2 separate regions of the Mus musculus genome follow, and region 1 is linked to region 2. A link is a loop called in an ENCODE intact Hi-C map of the cell type or tissue named here. Cell type or tissue: heart. All regions are shown on one strand. Each heading gives the region's core, and the rest is flanking DNA. Links, peaks and the distances in the headings are about the cores only. Region 1 overlaps 4930458A03Rik (a long non-coding RNA gene). Region 2 has its middle 17 kb from the start of Gm33327.

The links. A loop is a pair of places that touch in the nucleus more often than their neighbours do. Peaks named below come from ENCODE experiments on the same cell type or tissue, not always from the same donor. Only the 100,000 strongest peaks of a DNase experiment are listed, where the experiment ranks them.
Region 1: a loop joins it to region 2, with 6 times the contacts of the local background. A loop is called at or near these places in 15 of 42 quality-filtered maps.

The regions. Positions count from the first base shown.
Region 1 is chr5:106,361,452-106,369,931 of GRCm38, reverse strand. It overlaps 4930458A03Rik (a long non-coding RNA gene), which reads right to left. Exons shown (of 3, transcript XR_880514.1): 3 at 5,761-6,295. Among named protein-coding and RNA genes, the nearest start is that of 4930458A03Rik, 22 kb to the right of the region's middle. In heart, for the core only: a CTCF peak has its summit at 4,734 (motif pointing left); no DNase peak of the experiment used is centred there; H3K27me3 peaks cover 266 bases.
Region 2 is chr5:106,781,846-106,790,325 of GRCm38, reverse strand. No RefSeq gene overlaps it. Among named protein-coding and RNA genes, the nearest start is that of Gm33327, 17 kb to the left of the region's middle. In heart, for the core only: a CTCF peak has its summit at 5,031; no DNase peak of the experiment used is centred there; H3K4me3 peaks cover 1,410 bases; H3K27ac peaks cover 1,091 bases.

The DNA.
Region 1 (8,480 bases), core at 179-8,178, 420 kb after region 2:
ATTTACCTCCCTAATCCTAAGGAGCTTCCTGCAGGACGGAATGTTTCCTGTTTCCATTCATTGTGACATATCAGACACCTGGCAGTTCTGGGTGCTCTTGCCTCTGGAGGTCTGGAAGGCTGTTTCCAGCAGGAGCTGTGTGAACCACAGTTGAGAAGACTGGACTTGCTCAGGGCTTTAGATAAAGATCGGCTGGGTTATGAGAGGCTGACAAGAACTTCCCTCAGTGATGGATCATGAGCTGACCTTGATTGTCATCTAAATTTTGTCTTGAAGGAGGCTGAGGGGATAGCTCAGTGATAAAGTGTTTGTCACTCAACCACAAGGACCTGCATTCAGGTCCCGGAACCCAGATTTTAAAAACAAAAACAAAAACCTCAGCATGGTGGTCGCCATTTGCAATCTTAGCACTGACCCTGTGGAGTCAGGAAAATCCCTGGGGCCGTCTGGTCAGCCATGCCACCCTATTGGATTGAGGAAGAGACCCTAAACCTAAAAACAAAATAAAGTCAAGGTGAATGACACCTTGTGGAACAATGCCTGAGGTTGACTTTGACCTCCTCAGATGCACAACATAAGAACAATGACAGCAAAGGACTTTGCTATGAAGGAGGTGAAAGGTCATTGTAGGCAAGTGGCAAACCAAGAAGTTGGAGACTGGTCATCAGAGTTATTCCATGACATCTCTAGCCCGACTCTACTCTGCTGCCATGATGGTACTGGTCCCTCAGCACCTGTGGGACAGGGTCAGCTCCTTGGTCTTGACCTGGTGAAACAGCCCCACCACACACATGATGCACATCCACGCACGCGCGTGCACACACACACACACACACACACACCTCTATACCTGGGTCCATATTCTCTCGAAGTGTCTTACTCTGATAGCTCCCTGTGATTCCCACGGCATTTTACCTCATGTTCTGCCTCTGGTATTTCCTCTAGAATATTCTTTCCAACAGCTTGGTGACATCACACTCCTCCTTCTGAGACATTCTAAGTCTTCACTTCCAGGATTGTGATGGGGTAGAAGGAGGAGGGAGCGTCTGTGCTCAGCACACAGTTAATTTACACTGTCACAGAGTCAGTGTGTGAGCACAGGGTCTACACTGCCACAGAGTCAGTGTGTGAGCACAGGGTCTACACTGCCACAGAGTCAGTGTGTGAGCACAGGGTCTACACTGCCAGAGTCAGTGTGTGAGCACAGGGTCTACACTGTCACAGAGTCAGTGTGTGAGCACAGGGTCTACACTGCCACAGAGTCAGTGTGTGAGCACAGGGTCTACACTGCCACAGAGTCAGTGTGTGAGCACAGGGTCTACACTGCCACAGAGTCAGTGTGTGAGCACAGGGTCTACACTGTCACAGAGTCAGTGTGTGAGCACAGAGTCTACACTGTCACACTCTTGGTGTGTGAGCACACACTTTGGGAAGTGAAGCGCCCTGGCTCTTGCCCTTTTCCTAATATGACACATTTACCCACGAGCCTATTCTTCTCATTTGTAGAATGTTGACCTTGCTCCTATTTATCCACTAGATGATCTTTTTCCTTCTCCTTTGTTTTGAGATAGTCTTGCTATGTGGCTGGGGAAGGCTTTGAACACCTGATCCTCCTATCTCCATCTCCTAAGTGCCGAATCTAGCATGTGTCCTATGCCCAGCTTTCCTCGGGCCATTTCATTTGTTATCAGTACACACGCATATCCCAAGAACACTAGCAATGTTTAGCTCACAAACACCAAATTGTACCTAAGCATGTGCATGCACAAATGGCCTCAGCGGTTTCTGGGCTTGCCTTGCCTGTGTGCCGCCATCCTACAGTAGGAAAGAGGCCTCCCAGAGTCGTCAGGAGGGCTGAGGTTCCAGCATGGATCACCCAGGAGGCAGAGGCCCTGACGTCTTCTATTAAAATGCAAATGCAGCCTGGAAGGGGCGGCACATTGATCTCCCGCCATCATTCCTGAAATTACAAATCACAGAGTCTCCCATCTGGGTAGGAAGCCAGGCAGGTCTCAGAGCACGGGGATCTGTCATCCCTAAAATTAGGTTCGTGCTAAACCATCATCGTGTGTCTTCTCTGCTCAAGCTTGGACAATTTCATTTTCCCTCCACTGATTTTATAGTTGAGTGTACGTAACTCGGGCCCAGTTCACACAGCATTCGACATTTTACAATTCAAGAAAACAGTGGTTCGGAAATGAAGGATACTCATGGAAAGCAAATACTTTTGTAGGTCCTGGTTAGTTCAAACTCAATCCTTCAGTTTTACTTAACATTTCCTGATATTTATTACACTATCACCATCGCCATCATCATTACCTCATCATCGGCACCGTTACCATCAACACCGTCATCATCTTTGTTAGCATTCTGTCTAAGCTCCGCCCCACAGTTACCTGGCAACAGTTAAAAGGGGCTGCTTGCCTCCTTGAGCTCTTCCCTTCCTCCCTCTCTTCCCCCATTCCCTTCCCCCACTCCATGTTCTCTAGGTCTGCCTCTACTTCTTCTCTTCTCCTCTTCCCTCCCCTCCTCTTTCTCCTTCTCTCCCCTCTCCCCTCTCTCCTCCCCTCCTCTCCTCTCCTCTCCCCTCTCTCTCTCTCTCTCTCCCTCCCTATCTCTGTCTGTCTGTCTCTCTGTATCTCTGTCTCTCTGCCTCTACTACCCTCCTAACTCCCCTCCCCACGCCCTGAATAAACTCTCTTCTATACTATATTATTTGTGCCTGGTCCCTCAGCGGGAAGGGATGCCTTGGCATGGGCCCACTGAGGCACTCCCTTCCCCCATACCTCACCACACCTCCATAGAACATATCTCCCCCCTCTTTATCTTTTTGAAAACACATCAATCATCACCGTTACCATCATCACCATCACCACCATTATTGCTGTCTTTCCCTGTATGTGTCTGTAAATGGTCAAAGAACTGAGCACTTCTACTGTGAAAAGCTCTGAGTAAAACTTGGTCAGTGAACAGAAGCTCTCACTCTCATAAACCTGTGTCAGGGATGTGCTGTGTGTGTGAAGGGGGGTTGTGTGTGTGTGTGTGTGGGGGGGGGGAGACAGGGGCTGACTGTTACCGTGGAGATGAAGGGAGGAGCTAGGCCAAGGCATGGAGTGGTGAGGGGGAAAGGGGGGAGGAAAATGTGAACTGGTCCTTGGGCATTGGTGTTCCAGAACGTCAGCAGAGAGGAAGTTAGGGAGGAAAGGCTATTGCTGGAACTCAATGTGGGACCATAGGCTTGAGTGGAGGGTCAGGTGTTAGCCACCTTCCACCTCTGACAAGGGTGAGTTCATGTGACTTCCAGCTCAGTCATGGCTCCTGTGTCTTCACATGTCCTCGAGTGGCCTCACGTTTTTGACGTGTCCTTATGTGCACTCCTGTGTCATCCTGTGCCCTCATGTGCACGAATGTGTCCTCATGTGCATGCATGTGTTCTCACATGTCCTCATGTGAACTCATGTGTCCTCCTGTGTCCTCACATGTCCTCCTGTGTCTTCATGTACACTTACTCTGAGCTGTGCTGTGAGAGGGTTCAAAAGACACAGTCACAGTGTTCACTCCCCAGAGCACGTGTTCCTCACTGTGTTCTCAGATGCACCAGCGGCCATGTGAGCAGCTGGGAGTAGGAGGACAGAACGGATGCTGGGAGAGACAGGCTCAGGGCCATGGCAGGCAGGCAGGCAGGCGGCCACAAGCACACAAGCAAGCACTTGAACTGGAGGGTGTGCTGGATGGAGCTGGTGGTGGGGTCTGTGGGCAGGGTCTGGGCAGAGCAGTGGGTGGAGCCAAACTGGGGCTGGGTTGTGGGCGGGGCCATACTGGGGCTGTGGGCGGGGCCGTGACTGTGGGCAGCACTGTGGGTGGGGCTGGGGGGGTGGCTACTTCAAGAACCTAGAGCTCAGTTGCCCTTGTGATGTCAAAATGAAAAGTTATTTCGCAGAATCAATCCCACTTAGAAGAGTACGAAACATAAATAAGCAGACGTGTGCTGTGCTACAATGACCTATCACCTCTATCACTTGCCCCTTGTCTATTATCTTTGTCTATTGAGAGAGGAGGGAGGGAGGCATGAGAGATCACTAGCAATTGATTATTTTTGTCTTTTTACTAGGAGAATGGGTTTCTAACACTTGAATAGAGGAGCTTTTCTGCCCTGACGAATGGGTTAGGGGGTCCCCGGAGGCGTCGGCTCCTTGACTTTCAGCCACCTTCCCACTCCTCATCTGTCTCAGGAACCTGTTTTCGGTTCTATGTCCTGGAAGACTGCTCATGCTCACTAATGTAACATTGCCACCATGAAGCCTCAGTATCATCAGCAGGCGTGTCCATGGCCCAGGAGGCAAACCCAGACCTTCACCAACACTCCAGCAGGTGTCCGCTTATGCAGTCGTGTCTAGGGCTGTCCGCAGGGGTGTCATTGAAGTCCTTCAATATGAGACTGAAAACAACTGTAACGATAACAAATCTAACAAATGACACAGGTTATTGAAAACACCCAACATTCCAATGGCGCTTTGGGCAGCAGTACCAGTGAGGTTGGAGACTTGAGAACTGATTGGAAGTCGTTCCCCTCTGACGAGGATCACATTAAGCGTTATAGATGGTAAGCAGCAGCAGGATAGGAACATTTGACTTTTGGAATGTACATTTTGCATCAACCTCGCCTGTGACAGCGGCCGCATCAGATAAAAGGCTTTACTGTATCATTAAAATAGTGCCATCTAGTGGTGGATATTTCAAACTGTAGCTAGGTGTCCTAAGGGTTGTCACAAACCCTCAAGGGGTCTGTGCCCATGTATATGTGATATGTATGTGTATATATAATTATAATTTATAATTTATAAAGATATATTTACTTATGTATCTATTCCATCACCAAATTTATTTGCCAATTATTCCAGAATGGGCCTCTTGATGGGGGTTGTATTCAAGGAGTAAGGAAGGCTGCTCTGATCTCCAGGGGGTTATAGTCTAGATCTTTGTAATCCAGAGTTAATGGCTGTGACACAAGAACGTGGGGGCATCCAGGAGACTCCAGTGTCCAAAGCTTTAGTGGCATTGTTGGAAGTCCTACCTACATATAAAGACGCATCATGCTTGGAAGCATGGAAGTCAGGAAGAGGCCACCGAGATGTGCCATCTACTTGAGCTAGCACAGGATTCCTGGACTTCTAAGGTCTCCTTTGGGGTCTCTGAATGTCTCTGGCCCTGGGTCTAAGTCAGGAACCAGCATGAGTTTGAGGTTCACTCTAGAGTTCTCTTTCTTTAGTGGAGTTGCCCGCTGGCCCTTCTAGGATGCAGCTAGCTGAACATGATGGTGCGTTGAAAGCCTTGAATGTTTCTCAGAAAAACAATACATTTTATGTTCCTTATCTGTCTTTTGCTCATTTGTATTTCCCCTTTGTGCCCGGGAGATTTTCTTAGGCGCTTCCTCTTCCCTGGAGCTGTCTCTGAGCAGTCCAACTACCCGGTTCTTTCCTGACGTTCACACTTGGGTGAGCCTGCTGAGGCCTCTGAGCTCTCCCACTCCAACGGCTGTTTTTACTTAAAACAAAACAAAACAAAACAAAACAAAAACCAAAAAACAGGCCAATAACATTGACCTACCTACCTTAATTAGCGTTGGTAAAGTGTTTTAATTATGATCTTGTATGCTCTATCATCCAAACACAAATTTGTTATACTTTTTTTTTTTTTACTTGTTTTAAGTTATACTGTGTGAAAATTTCCCCTCATACTGTTTTTGGGTAGAGTTTAACACTTACAAAATTTCCACTTCATTTGCTTTTTAACACCAAACTCCTAGAATAAGTCTTTTCACTTTCCTTCTAATTGCTTCTTATTAGGTCCCCCCTTCCCCTGGTTTTGCTAGGAACAGCTCTCCATCCTTCTCATTCTCTTGGCGCACTGCTCGCTCATGCTCGCTCCTTCTGCCCTACGCTTGTCTTTCTTGCTTTCAAGCGCTCGCCAGATGTTCTTTCAACATGCTCACCCAATGGCCTCTTCTCCACCTGCTCGCCCCATGTCCTCTCCTCCCCTCGCTCGTCCAATATCCTCTCCTCCACGCGCTCGCCCCATGTCCTCTCCTCCGCGTGCTTCCCCCCGCCCCCCTCCCGCTGTCTTCTCCTCCACGTGCTAGCGCGATGTCTTTCCTTCACGTGCTCGCCAGATGTCCTTTCTGCCCTTTCTCCTGTGGTCCCCAGAACTCTTCTCCTGTGTCTCTTGCGTGTTTTATCTTTTGATGCTTCCACTCTCTCCATCTTTTGGATTCTCTCTCTCAAACTGCCAGGGACCACTGAAAATAAAGATGCCCTGTGTTTAACTTGTCCCAAAAACCCTCCACCCCATTCAGGAAAATAATATTATGTTGCAGGGGCGGGGTAAAAGATATGTCAGGAAGGAGCAATGAGTTATCCATCCACCTACCCACGTACCCACCCACTGGGTATGTAAGGAGTACCTGTGAGTACCAAGCACTTTACCGTGGAGCATACAGTGACAGAGACTACGAATAAGGTGGCCCTTGCTGACTAAGAGGCTCATACTCTAACCAGAAACAAATTGCTATGATATAGTTATGATCTGGGCTACACAGACATAGGTGGGAAGAAGATGGAACTTCTACAATGAATGGTAGAAGACACAGGGAAACTCACAAATCACGTGGCCCCTGTAGAAGGTATGTACTATGGTTTGGAGAACATACTGGAAAGTGTTTTGGGTCGCTGAAGATCATTTCAGGCAAATGACAAGAGAGTGAAGCTGTTGGTGAACATGGTGGATCCAGGGAAGGGGGGATGCAGGCAGATGAGGCTGTAGCAGGAAGAAGGCTGCTCTGTGGAAATCCTGAGGTGCTGTGCAGTTATCTGGGAGTTATTGGGTAAATACTAGGTAGTTGTGTGCAGACAGTGTGTAAATATGTGTGCTGTGTGCATCATAAGGATATTAAAAGCAAATGGATTTGATGTATTTCAGACATGAAACACATCAGAAGTGGTGGGTGACTGGATATGGAGGGAGGAAGAGGAGTTGCTAAAATAAGTCTGCTTTCATTTGGCCTGTTTCCTCCCAAGAACTTCACATTCCCTTGAACTGGTTTCTTTTTCTAGACCACAGACTTCCTCTGTGTTGGTAGGGTGTTTTCCTAAGGAGTCTGGCACTGCAAGTTTCTATGCAGCTACTTGGATTTGATGCCCTAAGTGTGAACAATGAGATTATATATTCTCACTCTGCCTGGGTTTGGCTATTTGGTGTCGAGCTCTGCTAGTTCTGGTGTGGGTGGGTGATTCCACTGCTCAGCTTCTGAGGGAGGCAGATTATGGGGTGCATGGGGCTAATACACCCCCACACATGCCTGTGTGGTGGTGGTGGGCAGTAGTGTAGGTAAGGAAATAAAGAGAATTTCAACTGGCAAGCTTACAGCCCAGGAGCCCTGATGGTGTTTGTGAGATGGAATAAGTAACATTTCCAAATGGTGCTTAAAATAAAGAGGATTCCTGTTATCCTTGTAATATATTATTGGAGGGCTCTTCCAACGAAGCCTGGGCGGGGTGGGGGGGGGGGTTCAGCTGTGGGGCAGTGGACTGTGCCATCAGACAGAAAACTTGGTAAGGTCAAGTGGATTCAGAAACCCCAGTTCTCTCATACCTGAGAGCATTAGGTATTTCATCTACTTCCAACCAGGTTCCTGTTCTGGGACATGTGACCAGGACACCCCATGGAGAGGACTGTGACAGTCAGTCACATAGGGGCAACATCCAAAGCCCTTCCTCAAGCAGATGAAGCATCCCTAACATCTCAGACCAAGCCAATAGAAAGCATCTGCTCTTAGACCCCACCCCACCCCAAAATGCATATAAGGCCCTGTCACAAGGAATCAAGGGCAGGAGAGCTATTTCACCAACGATCGTCTGAGAGCTGACAGCGTCTGTCATACAGAGCTGTGTGTAGCACTTTGGGGAAGAGACGTCTCTCCTGAAGCTTTTGCTGCTGGAAGCTGCTCAAGCCTACCAAGGTCACTTCCTGGTCACTTCCTAGTCACTTCCTGGTCAGTGGCCCTGACCTTGGCTCCTGGCCACTGTACTCCAGAACAGTGGCAGCCATGGAAGAGACCTGGCAACTTGGCTAGATCCGATGCCCCCCACTAACGTACGGCACCCATCTGCCCTCTGCGCTGTGGCCACAGGAGATCAACTTCCCCTCCTTTCAGAGGGTACAGCTCTTTGGCCGCTCTAGCTGAAACTCTTTTCTTGTTACACACACTCTAAAATTGCTTTATATTTCCCCAACTGAAAACTGGGGAATGTTTTCATTCATACCGGGTGGCTATTCCACTGTGGTATTTTTTTCCCCTTGGTGGCTTATGACCAAGCTAGGATTCTCCTGTCTTAGAATTCACTGAGGGATAACTATACTGACTTTCTATAGGACTTAACATCATGGCTTAAGGAATGAGACACTGTTGAAGGGTATTTGATCAC
Region 2 (8,480 bases), core at 359-8,358:
ATGGTGACATCCTGACATCCGTCAGATGCCTGTAAATGGTCACACACTTTAACTTAGAAAGTCTACTTTTGGAGACACTGTCCAAGGAACCTATCAGCTCTTCCAAGACTGACACCACACTATTTATGGCCATATTGTTTACACAGTGCAATCTGGGAATAACTAAGAGATCCAATTATAGAGATGCTGACACGGAAAGATGGTGCAGACCGATGACAAAATGTTAAAACGTCACCGAAATGTCATTTCCAAAGAATACTTTGTTTTGTTTTTTGGTTTTTTGGTTTTTTGAGACAGGGTTTCTCTGTGTAGCCCTGGCTGTCCTGGCACTCACTTTGTAGACCAGGCTGGCCTCGAACTCAGAAATCCACCTGCCTCTGCCTCCCCAGTGCTGGGATTAAAGGCGTGCGCCACCACGCCCGGCACCAAAGAATACTTAATGTTGTGGAAAATTACAATATAACCTCACTTGGCAAAAAGACATAAAATTACACATACAAATATGTATATAATAAACTTTTAAATATATTTACATATTCATTTTAAAGTGCTCTTAGAGAGAACCTTGAAAAAAGCAACTTCAAATTAAAATATGAAACAATCAAAATGTTAATAGCATTTGTCTCTCGGTAGCAGGGCTATGTGCTTTAATGCCTTCTTTCTTATTAATTTTCCTAATTTTTAGTAATGCATATATGTTATTAATATAATCAGGAAAGTGTCTGTTTCAATCATATTAAAAATATCATTTGGAATAGTTATTATCTAGAAAAAAAAGATTATATTCAGAAAATAAAAAGCAAAGACCAAGGTTTTTCCTGTCATCAATCTACTGACACAGTTTACAACTCAGTCCTCAGGGGAGGAGGACAAAGGCACCACCACAAAGGGGACAAAGTCAGGACCACCACAACCACTCAGTTGGTTATTCAGGTAACTTCAGGTAATGCATGCGCAGAGGGTGTGCTATGGTTGCCATGGCAGCAGACTCAGACTGGTCTTGTCGCCTAGGGATGATGTCATCCCTGGATTCAGAGGCTGGTTGTAAACAGCTTCTGATGCTAACAACCATCACTGGGGTTGACTGTCACTGGGGACGACTGTTATCAGTGACATCACATCCTGAAAAGCAAATGTGAAATTAAACAAATTTAACATCTAGAATTTAAACAAATTATCTTTGATTTTTATTAGAGGATATTAATTGAATAAAATAATGGGTTTCGCTGCAACTTTGATCATATCTGCTCCCATCCTCCTCTGCCACTCTCACGCATACCCACATACCCATGGGTCCCTTCCTCCTTAAAAAGAAAAAAAAATCTCCACCTTCTACTTTCCTGCCTTTTTTAAAGGTCAGTGCACACTCATGTGCTTCATCATGACTTCTTCATACACAGGATACTCCATATGCTGCCCCTTGCTCTCCTTCCCAACTGACTGTCCTTTTGAAAACTCCTTTCTGTCTTCCTGAGTCTGACTTATTTCACTCACTATGAGGATCTCCAGCTCAGTCCGTTTTCTGCGAATGACTCTGTTCTCCTTTCAGTCGTATACTGTTCTGTGCACGGGCCACGTTCTCCATACACTGTTGTCTGAGGACGATGCCTCAGCTGACCCTAACTCTGCCTCTGTGGACCGGGCTGTAGGAAGCCTGGGGCTACAGGGATCCTTGCCACGTGCCGTTTGAAGCCCTTGTTAATTTGTCAAGAGTGGTATTGCTGATAGTATGGTGATTATATTTTTAGATTTTGCGGAAACTTCGTACTGATTTCCATAGTTACTGGACTTATTTAAATCCCCTCCCCCAGCTCCCTCGGCATCTCTGTCTCCTTGATGCAAGCCATTGTGACTGAGCTGAGAAAGAACCTCAGTGTGCTTTGGATTTTACTAAAGACGAGCACTTTTATTACTGTATTTTTTAGCCATTTATCCTTATTCTGAGAACCATCTCTTTACTTCATTTGCCTGTTTACTCTCTGAATTATTATTCTTTATTATTTGAGAAACAATTTCTCAAATAACTCAAGCTCCCTGGGGCAGCCAGTCTTCCTGACTGGCACTCTGCTTCTCCTCATGACCTGGATATGCAGGTGACTGCTTCCCGACCTCCATCTCTGAGTACCTTCACCACTGTGACCATCCTTTATGAACCAGGAGAAATGTGCTCAGGCAGCCATTCCCTAGTCTATCTCAGAATCTCATCCCAAGCTCATCGTGACAAACATGACCCAGTTCTGTGTGATCCTCCAAGTGGATCTCTCTCCTTCATCTTTCTCTCCCCAGTGTCTCTGGACCACCTTGACCTTCCAACCTACACAGCTGTTTGAGTTCCATCCCCAGAGAGGCTCTTCCTCCTAAACTGCCATCAGCCAGCATTGCCCACACAGTCCTGGCTCGTAAACACTAATAGCACAGGGAGCGGTAACAAGCTTCCAACAATGTCTCCTCTAGGTAACGCTTGGAGAGTCGCTGTACATCTGTCCCTTTGCTATACACAAAGAAAAACAGTTATGGCTCAAGATTTGTACATACTTGGGGCCTGGAGACACAGATCAGTTAGTAGATGACAGCCTAGCATACAAGTAGCCCTGGGTTTGATGCTTAGTACAACGTAAACTGGTCGTGGTGACCCTCACCTACAGTCCCAGGACTCAGAAGGTGGAGGTAGGAGGATTAAAAACTCAGGGTCAGCCGGGCAGAGGTGGCGCACACCTTTAATCGCAGCACTCGGGAGGCAGAGGCAGGCAGATTTCTGAGTTCCAGGCCAGCCTGGTCTACAGAGTGAGTTCCAAGACAGCCAGGGATATACAGAGAAACCCTGTCTAGAAAAAAACCAAACCAAACCAGAACAAAACAAAACAAAACAAAACAAAACAAAACAAAACAAAAACCCTCAGGGTCATAAAAAGCTACATACAGAGCTTGGGCTACAAGAGACTCTGACTCAAATAAGAAAGAGTAAAAAGGAGAAGGAGGAGGGGGGAGGAGGAGGAATATTCTGATGCGGAGGCCCTTTGTTTGTAAGGCATATACATTGTTTGAAGCTACTTCAGTAGCAGGGCTGTTACAAACAATCAAGAGGCAAAGAATCTCAGGGATACAAGGAGCACACTGGGACCCAGATCCACGACAGGCCTGGCATCCAGGTGGTTGGCTACCCAGTTCACTACCCAGCCTCCTCCCTCATGTCCTGGTGACTCCAGTGGCTCAGATGAAGCACACCTTTGTGTGGCACATCATTTTCTTCCCTACTTCACACTGCTTGGTGGCTACCCTACAACAGTCCAGCTCAGGGGCCATCTTGTTTCAACCCCAACTTAAGACCCTGGTTTCAACAACCAGAGAATGACTGGGGGAGATTAAAGATCAAGGCAGGACTCTTGGTAGATAATCTCTTATGCACCAAGTTGTAAGTGTGGCCCAGACAGCATTGCTCTGTGCCTTAAGGTGGAGGAATGCTGTTCCTGATGGCTTTGTATATTGCCAGGGGAAGGATTTAGAATGTGTACTAGCTATTCCTATGCCAACTTGACACAAGCTGGAGTTTTCTGAAGGGAGGAAACCTCAATTGAGAAAAGGCTTCCATAAGATCCAGCCATAAAGCATTTTCCTAATTAGTGACTGATGGCGATTGATTAGTGATTGATTGACCCTCGTTCCTCATCTCCTACCTTTGACACTCAGGGGAGGAGAAGTTATTCAGGACAAAATGGAGGGCTGCCTCTAAGGGGCTATGGCTGAGAAGTCAAATTTAGTCTACTGGCCTCAGAGATTTGTTACAAGCCATAACACATGTAAACATGTTGACAAACTATTTGTTTCTATTATATTTCAATATCCAGACTCCACTGGCCACATTCTGAGTTGTTCAGTCCTTTCAGAGCAGGGTATGTAGTCCAATTTATACAAAGTGGTGAATGAAGTATTCTACTTAGGAAAGGCTAGCACTAGTTATAGGTAGCATGTGTTGAGCATTTATTACATACTAGAGCACATGCCAAGCTGTATGACAAGACCTTTCCTGGGAGACACAACACATACATCTATTCATCCCAGACAGACCAACGTATGGATACCACCAAAATCAAATTTGGTGAACCAATGAGTTTTATGGGTTACTTACAGGAGCAGAAATGACTCACAGCTATATCATCAAAACCAAGCCCAGTATGAGTGACAGGTCACAAAATCTTGGAACCTGGAGCACACTGTACAGCCTGCAGGCAGCTGGGCAGCTTGGCAGCTCGGAGAGTGTACTTTCCAAGTGATTTAGCTGGTCTAAACCCCTTCCTGGCAGCTCTACTGATATCTGCTTCTTCCAGACAGCTGGCCTGGTCTTAGAATCTTCTCTGCAAGCTTGGCTTGTCTGAGAGGGATTCTCAGCAGTCTTTATTGTTTAGTCTTGGGAAAAGGCACCTAGTGAATCTGCTCAGTTTCAGGGACTTCCTGAAGCTATTCTGAGTTGTTTCCCTTCTGTCTTAAAGTGCTTTTCTGGAAGATACAAATTTTTATACAGGAATTTTAATTTTAAATTTAAAAAATTAAAAAAATTTAATACAGTAAGAAATTATTCCACAAGTGCTTTGTAAATTTTATCCAGCTTCACCCTCATGAACCAGACACCTTCATGAGCCCTACTTTATTGAGAAGGAAACTGAATTGATCCCTGTCCTTGGTCAGTAAGTATCAGAGTCAAAACAGTCTTTATTTTTTGGTGCGGGCCTGAAATTTATGGCACTAAGCAAGCTATTGTCACTGAGAGTTACTGTCTTCAAAATCAACTCACTTTCATTCCCTCAGTTTACCAATGCAGACACCGAGGCTCAGCCAAAGGCAATGATGGAGAACTTCAGCCTAGAACCTGGTGCTGCTTTTATTTCAGCGCATCCAGTGGTAATGATTGGGCCTCAGACTGACCTCAGACTGCCAAGGTAGCTGGGGATGGCCTTGAACATCTGGGCCTCCTGCCTCTAACTCCTGAGTGTAGAGATGGCAGCTGTGAGCCACCACACCCAGTTTCATGCAATGCTGGAATTGCCACATGGTGGCTCACAGCCACCTATAATGGGCTTGACTTGGGCATTTATTTCTGTCCTCTTTCAAATCATTCACCATTTTAAATGTTTGCCTTTCTGATCTTTGCCTGCCATCTCCTCCTCTTTGACATCTTGGGATTCTGTCACAGAAAAGTTGGAAAGTCTTGTGTGCTGCCTTCACTTCCCTTTTCCTATTTCTTGTGCGTAAATGCTGGTGTTTGCACATCCGTTGAGAAGGATCTCTCTTTCGGTTTTAAGGGAGAGTCTTCCTAGGGAACAGCCTTCTTTTGGGGGCTCAATCCCAGGGCCAGTTTAAAGCGGGGGGGGGGGGGGGAACAAGCGACATTATCAGTAACACAAAACAAATGAGATAAATAAATATAGAAAAATCCAGCTAAAGGCAACCACTAGCCACCAGTAATGACAGAAAGAAGCAGCAAAACAGACACAGAATACATAAAAGTTTAAAATTAATAAAAATAAAATTAGCGTGAATTACACAGTAACAAAGGGGACTGGGAAAGGAAAAAAATGAACGAAGCAAGGTTTTTAAATAGAAGAGGGAAGAAAAATAAGAAAAGGGGTGATAAAAGTCTAGTTAAAAATAAGTAAATAAAATTAGATACAATTTTAAGGAATTATGGGAAGGAGAGAAGGAACCTAGGAAAGAGAGGGAATAAAGAAGGAAGTGGGGGAGGGGAAGGAGACAGAGCGGGAGGTAGGGAGAAGAGGGGGAGGGGGGAGGAAATCCTTCTAACCAAGGTACTGGGCAGAATGCTTTCTTAGCCTTGCCATAGAATGAGCACTGGAGAGTTTGCAAAGTGCCGACCCCCACCTTGGCTGGAAATGACTGTGGCGCTTCTCTCTGGATCCATTAGGTCCTAAGGGGCAGGGGAGTGGAGCACATCTGAGCCTTATTTTAATTCTTTCTGTTCCCACCAACCAGGTTGGCGCCGCGGTATGCAGGCTGAACTCCCCCATTTCCTGAGGAGCCAGTTAAGGAGACTTTGTGGGGGAAGGGGACAGAGATTGGTTTCTCCTCAGACTTCTTTCATTCAAATCCAGTTACCAGAGGACTTCAGTGGTCTGTAGGCTGACCTCCATAAATAGCCCCAAGTCTGCGGCACATGTCCTTACTGTGCTTTATCCCCAAAGGTCTCAGCGAGTGGAGGAAGCAGAGAACTGAGTTCTGTGATGGAGTAGGGGCACCATGGGAAGGGAGCGTGGCACTGGCCTCAGTAAACCCCGTAGCTGCTTTTGCTATTTGACATGGAAGACAGCAGCTGGCCACCCTGCCCTGCACAGTGTATATTCCCCAGTCTTAAAACCCTACCTCAGCAGTTGTGAGAGTTAGTCTTGTCAACTTGACAGGATTTGGAGTCGATCTAAGAGGCACACCTCTGGGTGTGTCTGGAGGGATATCTCTAGATATAAATAATAGAGAGGACAAGACCCACCCTTAATGATATGTTATTCTTCTGTCGCTAAATGAGCCAATTTAAACCAGGTTAGACAATATTATAGGCAGGTTTATTGGGAAGCTGCACTTGGGAGAGTTCACTGGCCCCAAGGACCAAGGCCAGGGAAGTTGCTATGGGAAAAGATGTGGGGGTTAAGGGATAAGAGAGAAAGAGAGAGAGAGAGAGAGAGAGAGAGAGAGAGAGAGAGAGAGAGAGAGAAAGGAAGAAAGAAAGAAAGAAAGAAAGAAAGAAAGAAAGAAAGAAAGAAAGAAAGAAAGAAAGAAAGAGGCACAAATGCAGAGAGAGAAGAGAAGAAGAGAGAGCAACCAAAATGTCTGGATTATATAAGGAGGATCCTCTGGGGGAAGGGCAACCCAGTCCCAGGCTGGAAAGTTCAGGGTTGGGGGCAGGGTATGCCAGGTAGGGTTGGTATGTAAAATATGTACTTCATTCTCTTGTCCAGGGTCAAAACCATACACTTAAAGTGGACAGCACCTTCCTGTACATTGTACATCGATTGCTTCGATGTAGCCGACACCCATCAGACTGCAGCTTCGTCAGTCACCTGCTAGCGTTGGTTTGCAACTGCTGAATACCAAGACCCAAGGCATGGGTTCTACTTCAAGCATTCCTGAAGGGTTCATGTGTGTGCGTGTGCGTGTGTGTGTGTGTGTGTGTGTGTGTGCGTGTGCGTGTGTGTGCATGTATGTGTGTGTGTGTGCATGCATGTGTGTGTGTGTGTGTGTGTGTAAAATGCAGGACTGAGGGTACCGATCACTTTGGATCTTTCAATGCCAGCGATTAAACACTGAGACTCTGAGCATCGTTTTCCTATTTTTATTATTTTAGAGATTTCTAAGTTGTTAGGTCTTAGTAAATGAATCCTTCCTGAGGCTTTTGTTGTTTTGTTTTTTTGAACGATTGGTTTCACATTTCACATGTGAGGAATGAGTATTGGAGACTCTGCATTTGGAATAGTACTATGCAGACATACAGTTGTCTATGCCATTTCTTAACATTTTACAAGGCTTCCAGCCTCTCTCACCCCAGCCTAGAGAAATGTCAGTGCTTCTGAACTCTGACATTTCCCTTCTCCCTACTCAGGCAGTCAAGGAGCCTGCTGCAGATTTTGCTTGTCTTGCTCAGAGTCTCTGAGATCCTCCTCCTCCCCATGCCATGTGTATACACAGACACAGACAGACAGACAGACAGACATACACTCACACTTCAGGTTGTACTTGAACCCACAGGGAATGGCTGCCTGACCCATATAGCCATTGGGAAGAGTCTGGCCCCAGATACCCTTCGAAGTTACCCTGTGAAACTTCATTTCTTCATTTCTACTTCACAGTACCAGGCCATACCTGTGTGTGTGTGTGTGTGTGTGTGTGTCTGTGTGTGTGTGTGTGTGTGTGTGTGTGTGTGTGTGTGTAAGAGGTGGGAGCTGACAGGCCTCCAGGACATGCGTTATTATTCCCTTTATACAAACAAAGAAACTGACCCACAAAGTAGTAAACTTAGCTGAAATCATACAGCTAGTTTGAGCGTTTGCAGTATGCTGAGCTTCTGAGCCTGCCCTGAAGCAAGCACTGGGCAAAGGGAAAGGAGCTGCTGTCTCCTCCCAGGGGCTCAGCAAATCCCCTTCCAGGCCAAATCTCTGCACAGGAAGAAAAGCCCTTATGTCACTGTCTGAGGATAGAAGCATTAGCCAGAGTCTTTTAAAGATCATTTTAATGATGATTTTAAGATCATTTTGGTCCATTCCAGCACTGATAAGTAAAGTCTATCTCTCCTGGCTGATATTTCCTGACCTTTATAAACCAGTAAAAATACCATCACTCCAGGCAAGCACTCCAACACCAGCCACATGTCAGTGGCTCAGCTCCGTAAGTACCAACCTATGGTCAAATGTGTAGGAAGGAGACCTTCCCTGTCTCTTGGACAAACCTTCTCCTGGGCTCCTAGAATCATTTCTATTTAG